Linked DNA regions of Homo sapiens: regions 1, 2 and 4 are each linked to region 3. A link is a contact called in ENCODE Hi-C or POLR2A ChIA-PET data. All regions are on one chromosome and are shown on one strand. Each heading gives the region's core, a stretch centred on a gene start or an enhancer-like site at or near the end of the contact. The rest is flanking DNA. Distances are from core to core; before and after follow the strand shown.

Region 1 (2,700 bases), core at 4-2,503, 1.7 Mb after region 3:
TATTATAGGTGTTGCTAGGTTAGAATTGTTTCCGCCTATACTGGGGACTTTGCTGCTGTAGGATCTTGGATAGTTCACCTGTTCCTTTCTTTGAAAGTTTTGCATGATTGCTGAAATTCAGTCTATAATATGTCCATTAGTGCAATCAGATTCACTTTTAACTGGCATATTTATGCCCTTATAACTTTCTACCCAGACGGTGAGAACTTTGGCCAGTGGATTGGCGGTGAAGGGAGTGTTTTTCCTTCCAGCTGGGGAGCTTACGTGTTCCTGAGCATCCTATTCTTGCCTCTGTTTTATCATGATAGTATTGTAATTTAGCTCTTTCCCTATATGTTTCCCCCACCTCAGTGAAATTCTCAAAGACTGTGAGTGCACAGTTCAGGGCCTGGCTTCGTGATGTTCTATAGGGCTAATCTTACACTTTCCTTTCTTTATTCCAAACTTAATTTAAGATGGGGCTATTAGTAGTAATCCAAGGAACCTCTTAGTTTTGAAAGGATTTTAGTAATTGTCCAAGGGGCTTACACTCCATACATGTATATGTTTGAAAAAAAATTACTTTTTAGCAGTGGACTTGGAACCAAACTTTTTGGAACACAACTATTTTTATCCCAGTTTTACACTTCTGTCCAGGTACATGGTAGAGATGCCATAGATATAGAGTTATATTGAATTCCTTTATAATAATAATGCAGGGGGAAAGGATCATCTGGTGAATGGAAAAGGAACCCTGGTAGAGGAAGGGGATGGGGCAGGGATTATTGCAATGACTGCCTACGGATGAGGGAAAAGTTGAGATTGGGGTATGCATGTCATCAGAGGACCACACCATACAAATTTGAGTGGTCACAGGCATTCTAGGAGTTAGAGACGGAGATGTTAGCAGAGGTGTGAATAGAGGTAGGGTCTATCGTGATAGTAGATGGAGTCCTGAGAATGGAAGTTTTATATGGGATGACAAGAAAAGACACAGTGTGGGGAGAAGCTATAGAACGCAGGAGATGATGGCCAACCTGAAAAGAGGACAATGGTGGTTGTTGGCCATCATAACAATGGAGAAAGGGCAAGAAGAGAGGCAGGGAATCCCTTAAGCAGCAAGGGATTGCTGCAGGGATGGGGAAAGGGAGTTTTCTGGGACCCTGATGACTTTGGCAGCAGCCAGTAGTGTTGGGGCTGTTCTGTGAATTGTATATGGTCAACCAGTGATTGATGCTTAAATTGTATGTAGTCACGGGGAGCTTGTGACTGGCCAAAGAATGGAGTAACACGTTTGGCTTAGCCTGCCAAGAATGAGATCATATTTGACCATAATGCTGAACAAACAGGATTCAAAGGGTAGATCAGAATTTTAATTTACTCTGTTCTCTCCCTCGGTGCCTATTCAAACCATTTTGTGGAGCTGAGTTTTCTGTTCCTGGATGAAATCTTAGACAAACTTGTTTGCTTCACTAACTTCTCTCAGATTAAAAGCAAAAAATAGTTCAAAACTTGTATTCATAAACACACAGTCTTGGTTCATTAATTGTTATGTCTGGTCTAGTCCAGGACAGTTAATTCAAAGGTAAGGCTTCTCCCTCCTGTCCAGCTTCTGCTTGCTGTAGGTGTGGAGCCTGCAGTGGGAAGGAGTGTTGTGGTATGCCTCTTCTCCCTTGTTGTCTGCCAGACATGTCTGCTCTTCCTCCCCTGCTCACCAGGCGACTCTGGATTCTTCAGAGTAGACTGGGTGGGGAGGGAGGATAAAGGGCAGAAAGGTCTTACAGAACCGAACATCGGTTTGCCGCTGGTTTCTTCTGGCTGTGGCTGATGGTGAACCTGACTAGTTCTTTTGTGGACCCTTTTATAAATTCTTTGGAGAGTCCCTTCCTTCTCTATTTCTGTGCTTCTCTAGTCTGTTTTCCTTGACGTGGGAGGAGGGAGGAGATACACCTCCTCTTTCATTCCAGTGGTATGCTGCTGAGGTCTCCTTATGGATCCAGGCAGCCTTAATTCAGATGCAGATCATGTTGACTTTGTAGTACTTATGGAATATTTAGGAGAAAATACCCTTCTAGAGTCAGAGAGAAGCCAGAGGTGGAAGTGTAGATGTGGGGGTAACTGCTTTGCAGATGATGGTTAAAAGTCAGGAGATTGAGCAAGGTTGCCCAGGAAGACAGGAGGAAAAAGATCTCAAAAAGACACTTGCATTTAAGAGGCCTAGAAGGAAATGGAGCTGGCAAAGAAGGTGGAAGCATCATTCAGAGTACTGGCTTTAGAAAAGGGCAGGCTGGATGGGAGCCAGCCCAGAATAATGCCTATTAGTATGTCTGTTCTTTACCTGGAAAGGGGAACTTAAAACACATATGTTTTTATTTAAATTGTGTAAAGACTCTACACTGTTTTCTTCCTGTTTTAAAAATTGATGTTAATTTTAGTTTTAAATTTCTAATTCTTTGAAGACAAAAATGTTAACTTTTTTTCCAGTTGTATATGAACACAGATCAAGATTAGAGAAATCCTTGCAAAAAGAAAGACTTGAACATAAAAAAGCAAAGGAAGGTAAGTAAATACATAATTTGTGTTCTGTGTTTTTCCAGTACTCTTCTTTGACGTATCATATACTTGGTTTACAATTTTTTTTTGGCTAAGATCGTTCTCAAATCAACCCAAAGTCAGATAGGTGGACAGAGAAAGACATGTCAAGTAATATATTATGCATTG
Region 2 (2,700 bases), core at 53-2,552, 1.5 Mb before region 3:
TGTCAATCTAATCACTTTCAGATGAAAGTGATGAAGAATGACATTCAGGCTGATATCACAGAGGAGGTGGAGTGGGGTGGGGTGGGGTGTGATGTGATGGGAGGGGTACATGAGGACAGGCAAACACTAAATCTGGTTGTTTTATTAAAAAGGTCAGTGAAATCAAACTGAGCAGACAGTTTTTCTAAACAAAACGAAGGGAAGGTAAGCCTCTAGGTCTAGGTCAGTCTGCCCTCACTCTAGCATGGTTCATCAGCACAGTTGTGAAAACTCCCTTGGAGAGGTGAGCAGAGTGAGGCCACTGTCACTATCTTGCTCCCAGTGACCCCCAGAGTGGCTAACCACTGACCCCGCTGCTGGGTTAGGATTGAAAAGGTTATAAATAATAGTATTCATATTTGATCCTAGTTGTTCATAAAACCTGGCGTCTTGTTATCCAGGAAACAGCTCAAATGTCACCTCTTCACAGAGGATTTTTCTACCCAAACCAAAGTTTTGTGTCTCCTCCCGGCAAACCATCCAGCCCTTGTGTTTTCTCTCCTGTTTGATTCTCTGAATAACACACATCATTATCTGAAATGGTCTGCATTTGTTTATTTATTTGTTCAAACTTCATTAGAAGAGGGTGCCTCGCCCATTGCTGTAGCCACACCACCTGAAGCAATGACCCATAGGATTGGGTGCTCAGTTGTTGAATGAATGAGTCATATTTATACAAGGAAGTCATACTCTGTACAGGAAGACAGGAAATTAAAATAGATTTCTTTACACTCGGAATTATGACATGGCTGTTTGCCTTGATTTTATCAAAAATGATATTCATTTATCCATCCATCCATCATCCATCCATCCAACCAACAAACATTTCTTGATTACTTACCAGGAATTATCATTCCTGCTGGGGTTCTTGTTTGAAAGTAGATTGACATTTAGTAGGGAAGACAGGCATGCAAATAAGTAAGTGGGAAGTTGTGACTAAAATTATGTATAAGGAGAAGAGGAAGCAATCGATTTTGCTTGGGGAGAAATATCAAGAAGACTTGAACACAGAAAGTAATGCTTGGGCTGGATCATAAAATATGTATGTCTGTTTACTAAGCAAAAAAAGGGAAGGCAATCAGCATGAGCAAAGGTGTAAAGATGTGGCATAGTATAGAAGGGTGGGAGAAATGCTATAGCCACAAAGGGCAAGAGAGTAGCCTTGTATGGGTGAAGGTGGGAGGAGAGGCATGGCACCAAAGCTGAGGCTGGAGACCAGGCAGAGGACCTCAATCCTTCCACACAGTAGGCTTTTGATAGAGGAAGAAAGGAGAGCCGACAAAATCTCTTTGAAATGTGACTCATAAGCTTTTAAGTAATCTGTTGCTAGTGGTGATAGGTTTTTATTAAAATACCTAATGTAAGATAAACCTTTATATAAGAGAAACTTTAGGAAAATATTTGAAAATAAAATTTGCAATATTTCGGTAATAACCCTCGTTATCTTGTGAGAAGTTACTTAGGAATAGCTTTAAACAACTAGCTTTGGAAAAACATCCTATTTGACCCCAAGGAATTTTGTAAAGCATTTTAGCCATTAAAGGAAAGGAAGGTTCTATTGAGTTTTTAAAATGGGCTGTGTGAGCCCATTTGTTTAAACTAAACACTGAAGTGTCTTAGGTTTTAATGAGCCTAACTGAAAATTTAGCTAAAAACAACTCATTGGAAACCAGATGGTGCAGCCACCATTGTGAGCTGAGCTCAAACCCCTTGTTTTCTCAAGAGCATGTCAATTTAGCTCCACAGAACTCATAGTACAAAGATGCTATTAATTATGGGAGCCTCTGTACCCTAGTCACTCTCTCCATCCACCCCGGCCAAATCAACACATCCTTCCCCTCTTGGAAATTAATGCTTTCATTAAAATGTGTGTGTCTCTTGGGGAGGAGGTGGGGATGGGAAGGGATGCCATTTCCCCAGGTTTTCATCTGTTAGGGAAAAAAGTTATTCAGTGACACTGGGAAAAGCACAGTAAGGCAGACTTTATTCAAGGTCATTGGGAGAGGCACAGGAACCATTGCAATAGCATCTTGCAGCGGGAGAGAAATAATGGCCTCAATTTTGAATACAGCTTGAGCAAGTGGGAATTTATAGCCTAGGTGCTGTGTGGGGGTTAGCAGGTGGAAACCTACTAAGAGGAAACTTCAGGATTAAGGGGGATTCTGGCTAAGCAACCTAACAGGACTCTTGCTGAAAACAAGCCCGGGTGATCAGACATCACCTGGGGCATGGTGGAGGATGAGGAACATAATCAGATAACAGGGATTATCAGCTATTGAGGATAGGTGGTTCTAGCTAAACTGACTTAGCAGGGTTCTTTTGCTAAAACTGGATTTTACAAGGAAGTGCATAGATGGGCCTAGGAGGAGATTCAGAAGGCTAACTAAAGGTTGGACAAGCAAAGGATTGTCACATCCTCTTATATGGCACGCAACAGCCAAGCTCTGCACTACAGATTAATACCTTGAGGGCTTTAGTAAATGAGGGCAAGAAGAGGGATGTAATGGATCTCTTGAAGAGCACTGGGTGAGGGACAGACAAGGACAATGAAACAGACAATGACAGAGTTCAGAATTATGATTCCATGATATTATAAAGGGTGCCTGGCTTATTAAGAGGTTGTGCTTTTCAGTTGTGGATACCACTTTCCAGTTTTTTGCC
Region 3 (2,700 bases), core at 185-2,684:
ATATATTTATGATATATAAATATAAATTTTTATATATTTATGATATATAAATATAAATTTTTATTTATGATATCTAAATATAAATTTTTATTTATGATATCTAAATATAAATTTTTATTTATGATATCTAAATATAAATTTTTATTTATGATATCTAAATATAAATTTTTATTTATGATATCTAAATATAAATTTTTATATATGATATCTAAATATAAATTTTTATATATGATATCTAAATATAAATTTTTATATATGATATCTAAATATAAATTTTTATATATGATATCTAAATATAAATTTTTATATATGATATCTAAATATAAATTTTTATATATGATATATAAATATAAATTTTTATATATGATATATAAATATAAATTTTTATATATTTATGATATATAAATATAAATTTTTATATATTTATGATATATAAATATAAATTTTTATATATTTATATTTATGATATATAAATATAAATTTTTATATATTTATATTTATGATATATAAATATAAATTTTTATATATTTATATTTATGATATATAAATATAAATTTTTATATATTTATATTTATACATATAATAAATATAAATATAAATTTTTATATATTTATATTTATACATATAATAAATATAAATATATATATTTCGATTTATATCCTTGCTTAAATATATAAATATATATTTTATAAATATATAAATATATTTATATAATATAACATATATTTATATAAATTATATAAATTTATATATTTTTTAATATTTTATATTTAAATTTATATATATTTATATAAATATATATAAATTTATATTTATTTACATATTTAAGCTAGGAACTACTATTTTGTTTTAATTGCGTACATTTTGCTTGGAAATCACAGGAAGAAACACAACAAAGCATTGCCCAAGGTACAGAAACAATAATAAACGTACTTAAAACTCATTTAAATTCCAGCATTTTTCTCCTTATTTTAGAAGTTTAACATTTCAGAAGCAGACACTGCCTCCCTTCCTGCAACAACTTTCTCCTCTTAAGTCTCATTTTTCCCCAGTTTCAAGGGCGAATTCTAGAACTCCCCGGAACCGCCACCAGTTAACCAGAATTCCGTGGCTTTGGAAAATAAAACTGCTGTTATAGCTCTTCTGGGTATTTGAGAAATGCACTTGTGAAGGGTTAGAGTTGAATCTTTTGATGCGAAAGTCGGGTTTTCCTGATACTGGGATTCCGGGATTCCAGGTGTTGGGGTGGCCCAATTCCTGCGAGAAGCAATAGCGGGCGGTAACATGAGGAGCACGGTGCGTCCAGCGAGTCCTTCCGCCTGGGGCCCTGCCGACCCCCTGCCTGCGCCCCCAGGACTCTGGCCTCACCCGGCCGTGCCGGGGCCTCTGTGACGCGGCGTTCCAGGCACTCGGCCCCGGCCGAGCCCGTAGCTAGAGCGGCTCAGAGACAGGAGGCGGCGGCAGCAGCGGCGGCATGAACCACTGCCAGCTACCGGTGGTGATCGACAACGGCTCGGGAATGATCAAGGCGGGCGTGGCTGGGTGCCGGGAGCCCCAGTTTATCTACCCGAACATTATCGGCCGCGCCAAGGGCCAGAGCCGCGCGGCCCAGGGCGGGCTAGAACTCTGCGTGGGCGACCAAGCTCAGGACTGGAGGAGCTCGCTGTTCATCAGGTACCTCCTTCTCCCAGCAGGCTGCTGGGGCTGGGGAGGGTGGGTGGGGTGGGGGTGGGGTAGGGTGGGGCTGGGGAGGTTGGGGGGTGGGGCTGGGGTGGCTGGGGGTGGGGGGACTGGGGGTGTTGTCGGGGGGCAGGAAAGGACCCCAAAGGAGGTGCGCAATGGGGACAGAAAGAATAAGAAAGCCGGGAGCTGGAAAGCCCCATCCAGCTGGAATTACTACAAACGCACGGGCCACAAATCTCCAAGGGTACCACACATCTAAAAACTGAACATTTTGCTCTCTGTGGCTATACAAATGTATTAAAACGTATAAAGTTATCGAACGAATTCATTTAAGAATATTAACTCATGGTCCCTTTTGTCACTTGGGTTATTCTCTTCAATTGACATTTAAACTATACTATAATGTGGACATTTCCCAATTTTTTAAAAGTCACAAGGTTCCAAAGGACAGAGAAAATGGAAAGCAACAAAAATCGCAGAGGTAGGCCGGGCGCGGTGGCTCACGCCTGTAATCCTAGCACTTTGGGAGGCCGAGCAGGGCGGATCACGAGGTCAGGAGTTCGAGACCATCGTGGCTAACACGGTGAAACCCCGTCTCTACTAAAAATACAAAAAAATTAGCCGGGCGTGGTGGCGCGCGCCTGTAGTCCCAGCTACTCAGGAGACTGAGGCAGGAGAATGGCGTGAACCCGGGAGGCGGAGCTTGCAGTGAGCTGAGATCGCGCCACTGCACTCCAGCCTGGGTGACAGAGCGAGACTCTGTCTCCAAAAAAAAAAAAAAAAATTGCAGAGGTAAGTAGCTGTGCTATTTTTGGCTGACACTTACCTGCTGTGAGAGGCTGTGGCAGTTATTGCCCATAAAGGGATATTGGTAATAAACGCGGGGAATTAACTGAGGGTCGAAGACAATAGAAACTAGAAAAATAAAAAGCTGTCATTGATCTTATTGCTTTCCTTACAGTTACCCAGTGGAGCGTGGTCTCATTACTTCATGGGAGGACATGGAGATCATGTGGA
Region 4 (2,700 bases), core at 50-2,549, 1.7 Mb before region 3:
AACTAACTGCACTGGCTTTCATTCATTCATTCATAAGACTTATTTTGAAGCTGATCTTCATACTGCATGATTAAGAAACCATCAGTGCAGTGGTCAGAATTACATTCTGCTGTTAACAGAGGAGCAAAGAATGCTTTCAAAGCTACTGCTGTATTTGGAAAAAAGTTCAGTTTTAGTGTTTTCTTTCTAGGTATTTTGCATGGCTAAGGCGGGAGAAGAAGGGCTGCGCGGGGATTGGGGGAAGCGACTTCCCACTCTTGATTACAGAAGGAGAATCATGTATACCACTGTAAAACATCCAACCTTTAAATGAGAAAGTGAGTGAAGTGAAATCGCTCTCACGTACACATCTTCCGCGTTACTTCTTATCCGCCAGCCAAACTTTCTCCATCAATCTGGGTAGGTCTGCCACGAAAACGCAGCCTGAAAGAAATGCTGAGTCCTGAGGCGGCGTGTGTTGCCTCACCCAGTGTTGGCTTTGGAGTTACCTGAAGCCTTCTAGCTACTGCACCCAGAGAGCAAGCTTCTCGTTTCAACTCGGTTGTTTCCGTGGGGAATTGCGGCACGAGCAAGTCCTGGGTGTGGCGATGCCAAGAGAGCGCTCAGATCTCCCATCTTTCCCGCTTCTGGCAAACCTTCCCAGCCCCGAATCGGCGAGTGACCAGCACCCGGGATCAGCCGTCCGGCATTCCGGGGACCGCGGGTGGACCCGACCCCGCCGCAGCTGCAAACTGCCGAAGCGCCCAGCTGGGTGCACTGTGCGTGTGCGCTTCTTCCCTACTCTTTCCGCGCCTGGAGGCGGATCCCCTTCCTTGCACACAAGTCCTTATATGCACCGGTTGCACCAGCCCGCGTTACTCCGGCCCCACAAATAATTAATGGGGGAGGGAGGGTGTCGCTTTTTTTTCCTCCGGCTTTTTCTCAGCGCGAGAGCATTTGAACCGAGGAGAAACCCCAAGACGCGACTGAAGGGCCATTTTGCTGCAGTGCACGAATTGGCCACACAAAAATAGAGCTTGGGTCCCTATGATAACAAGTCAAGGTTCAGGAACAGCCCCTTCGGGTTCGGCCCGAGGAGCCCGCAAAAGCCTGGGCGGAAAGGGTGCGCGCCCCTCCCCCCTCCACGCTGGTGCAGAGGGACCGGGTCAGGAAGCGCGGCCTCTCCCCAGTCCAAGACCACGCCTCCTCCGCCTCCCCACTCCCCCTTCACTCCTCCCAGGAAGCGGTGATAGACAGTTCTGCGTGGTTCTCCACCCCCACCCTCCCCCTGCTGAGTGGAGGAGTTGATGTGTCTCATTATAACAGCCAATGCAGCCGCCATCCACGCACAAGCAAAGAAGCATGTCCCATTTAAATACACCCACGCAGCCCCAGCGCCCTTAGCCGATCGGGGCGCTCAGCCCACACGCACCGCTGCTCGGGGCTTGGAGATCCGCGCAGGCTGGGCTCCCGGACCCGGCGGACCGACGCGCGGAGGATCGGGATCCGGCGCTGTGGGGCTGGGGTGGGCGGGGGAGGCTGGGCCCGGGGCCTCTGGCGCGACACCCGCATGAGGACGCGAGTGAAATAGACCAAGGTGGAATTTCCAAGGGAAAAGCTTCGGGGTGGTTTTGGTCCATTTCTCCAGCGAAGAAGTAGACATGGCGAGCGACTCCCCGGCTCGAAGCCTGGATGAAATAGATCTCTCGGCTCTGAGGGTGAGCAGGACGTTTTCTGGTTTCTTTCCAGTGGTTTGGGTTAGGGTGAATGGGCTCGGTGCGTGGACTGGGGGCTGGGGCTGGGGCAGGGGGACAGCAGCGGGAGAATGCGTCGGGGAGGGAACCTGGATTCCCGTTTTGATTCGGGGTTGCTGAGGTGCTCCTGGCTGAGCCCCTACGGCAGGGGCTGTGCGGTACGTGTCTTCCTCTGGCCGTGGCTTAGGCTCTCCCGAGGGCTCGTAGAGCTTATGCCAGTTTCATCTTATACCGGTGTAAGAGCATTAAAATGAAAGGCGTGTGTGCGTGTGTGTGTGTGTGTGTGTGTGTGTGTACACGCCCCGGGCAGTTGTCTGGTGCCAAGGCGCGAGACCCGACTGTCCCTTCTGCAAAAAGAATGCCAGCGTGAATAAAGGCACTGGCCCCTCACGTTTTCCAGCTACCTGCAAGATGACATTGTGAGGCTGGCTGTCCCCGCGAAGCCGAACCTGCCGCTCCAAGGGGGCAGTTATTGCTATGCTGGTCTTGTAGATGGCAACTGCCTCCCCCTCCCCCTTTTCTACCTCCCGCGCCCGGGCGCCCTCTCAGCGCTCCCTTAAATGCCAGTCTGCCACTCACCTTTATTTATGGCTTTAACTCAGCCCTGCCTGTTCTTTCTGACTTTGTGGCTGTAACGTTTCAGTTTTATGGCTGAACTTAAGCAGGTGAAAGGGATGTGTTTTCTGCTTTTCCTCAATCAGACCGGAACTCCCTGGAGTGTGTGCGAGTGTGTGTGTGTGTGTGTCTGTGTGTGTTTTCCCCGTGTCTGTGGCCAGTCCTTTGTAGAGCACCTCCCTCCCCCCAGCCCCACTGGTTTGCGTTTACCTTCACGTGAATTACCTCAGACGCCGTTTCATTGTATTGACTAAGACATCACTGATATAGAATCCATTTTGCTGTTGTTTTGAGATCAGAATACCAGGAATCCAAGTGCTGCTTCGACGCTTCCCCACCCCCAACTCCCGAT

What was found. A loop is a pair of places that touch in the nucleus more often than their neighbours do. ChIA-PET counts read pairs that join two places held with the same protein, here RNA polymerase II (POLR2A). Pooled maps may share reads with other maps.
Region 1: a map of heart right ventricle shows a loop between it and region 3 (6-fold over the local background). The contact joins the enhancer-like site here to the promoter of ACTRT3 in region 3. A Hi-C loop is called at or near these places in 1 of 168 maps with a recorded cell type or tissue (heart right ventricle) and 4 of 50 pooled maps. POLR2A ChIA-PET finds 5 or more read pairs at or near these places in 2 of 52 experiments (A549 and Caco-2).
Region 2: a loop to region 3 is called in a map of naive thymus-derived CD4-positive, alpha-beta T cell, with 4 times the contacts of the local background. The contact joins the enhancer-like site here to the promoter of ACTRT3 in region 3. A Hi-C loop is called at or near these places in 1 of 168 maps with a recorded cell type or tissue (naive thymus-derived CD4-positive, alpha-beta T cell) and 5 of 50 pooled maps. POLR2A ChIA-PET finds 5 or more read pairs at or near these places in 1 of 52 experiments (activated CD8-positive, alpha-beta memory T cell).
Region 4: a loop to region 3 is called in a map of CD8-positive, alpha-beta T cell, with 11 times the contacts of the local background. The contact joins the promoter of TNIK here to the promoter of ACTRT3 in region 3. A Hi-C loop is called at or near these places in 4 of 168 maps with a recorded cell type or tissue (CD4-positive, alpha-beta memory T cell, CD8-positive, alpha-beta T cell and naive thymus-derived CD4-positive, alpha-beta T cell), 1 of 37 single-sample maps with no recorded cell type and 16 of 50 pooled maps. POLR2A ChIA-PET finds 5 or more read pairs at or near these places in 1 of 52 experiments (activated CD4-positive, alpha-beta T cell).

What each region holds. Positions count from the first base shown.
Region 1 is chr3:168,048,129-168,050,828 of GRCh38, reverse strand. It overlaps GOLIM4 (golgi integral membrane protein 4), which reads left to right. Exons shown (of 16, transcript NM_014498.5): 2 at 2,464-2,538. Among named protein-coding and RNA genes, the nearest start is that of GOLIM4, 46 kb to the left of the region's middle. Within about 2 kb of position 1,253, at least 2 of the 41 ENCODE cell types and tissues checked have a DNase peak (open chromatin) inside an H3K27ac peak, as active enhancers do.
Region 2 is chr3:171,259,678-171,262,377 of GRCh38, reverse strand. All of the region lies in intron 2 of TNIK (TRAF2 and NCK interacting kinase), which reads left to right. Among named protein-coding and RNA genes, the nearest start is that of MIR569, 150 kb to the right of the region's middle. Within about 2 kb of position 1,302, at least 3 of the 41 ENCODE cell types and tissues checked have a DNase peak (open chromatin) inside an H3K27ac peak, as active enhancers do.
Region 3 is chr3:169,768,295-169,770,994 of GRCh38, reverse strand. ACTRT3 (actin related protein T3) reads left to right here and starts at 1,434. Exons shown (of 2, transcript NM_032487.5): 1 at 1,434-1,674; 2 at 2,645-2,700. The coding sequence starts at 1,475. RefSeq lists cis regulatory regions at 1,282, 2,639, enhancers at 1,210-1,354, 1,446-1,705, 2,567-2,700 and a silencer at 1,296-1,365.
Region 4 is chr3:171,459,004-171,461,703 of GRCh38, reverse strand. It overlaps TNIK (TRAF2 and NCK interacting kinase), which reads left to right and starts at 1,299. Exons shown (of 33, transcript NM_015028.4): 1 at 1,299-1,697. The coding sequence starts at 1,641. LOC102724479 (a long non-coding RNA gene) reads right to left here and starts at 2,486. Exons shown (of 3, transcript NR_189068.1): 1 at 2,313-2,486. RefSeq lists an enhancer at 98-598 and a silencer at 1,610-1,669.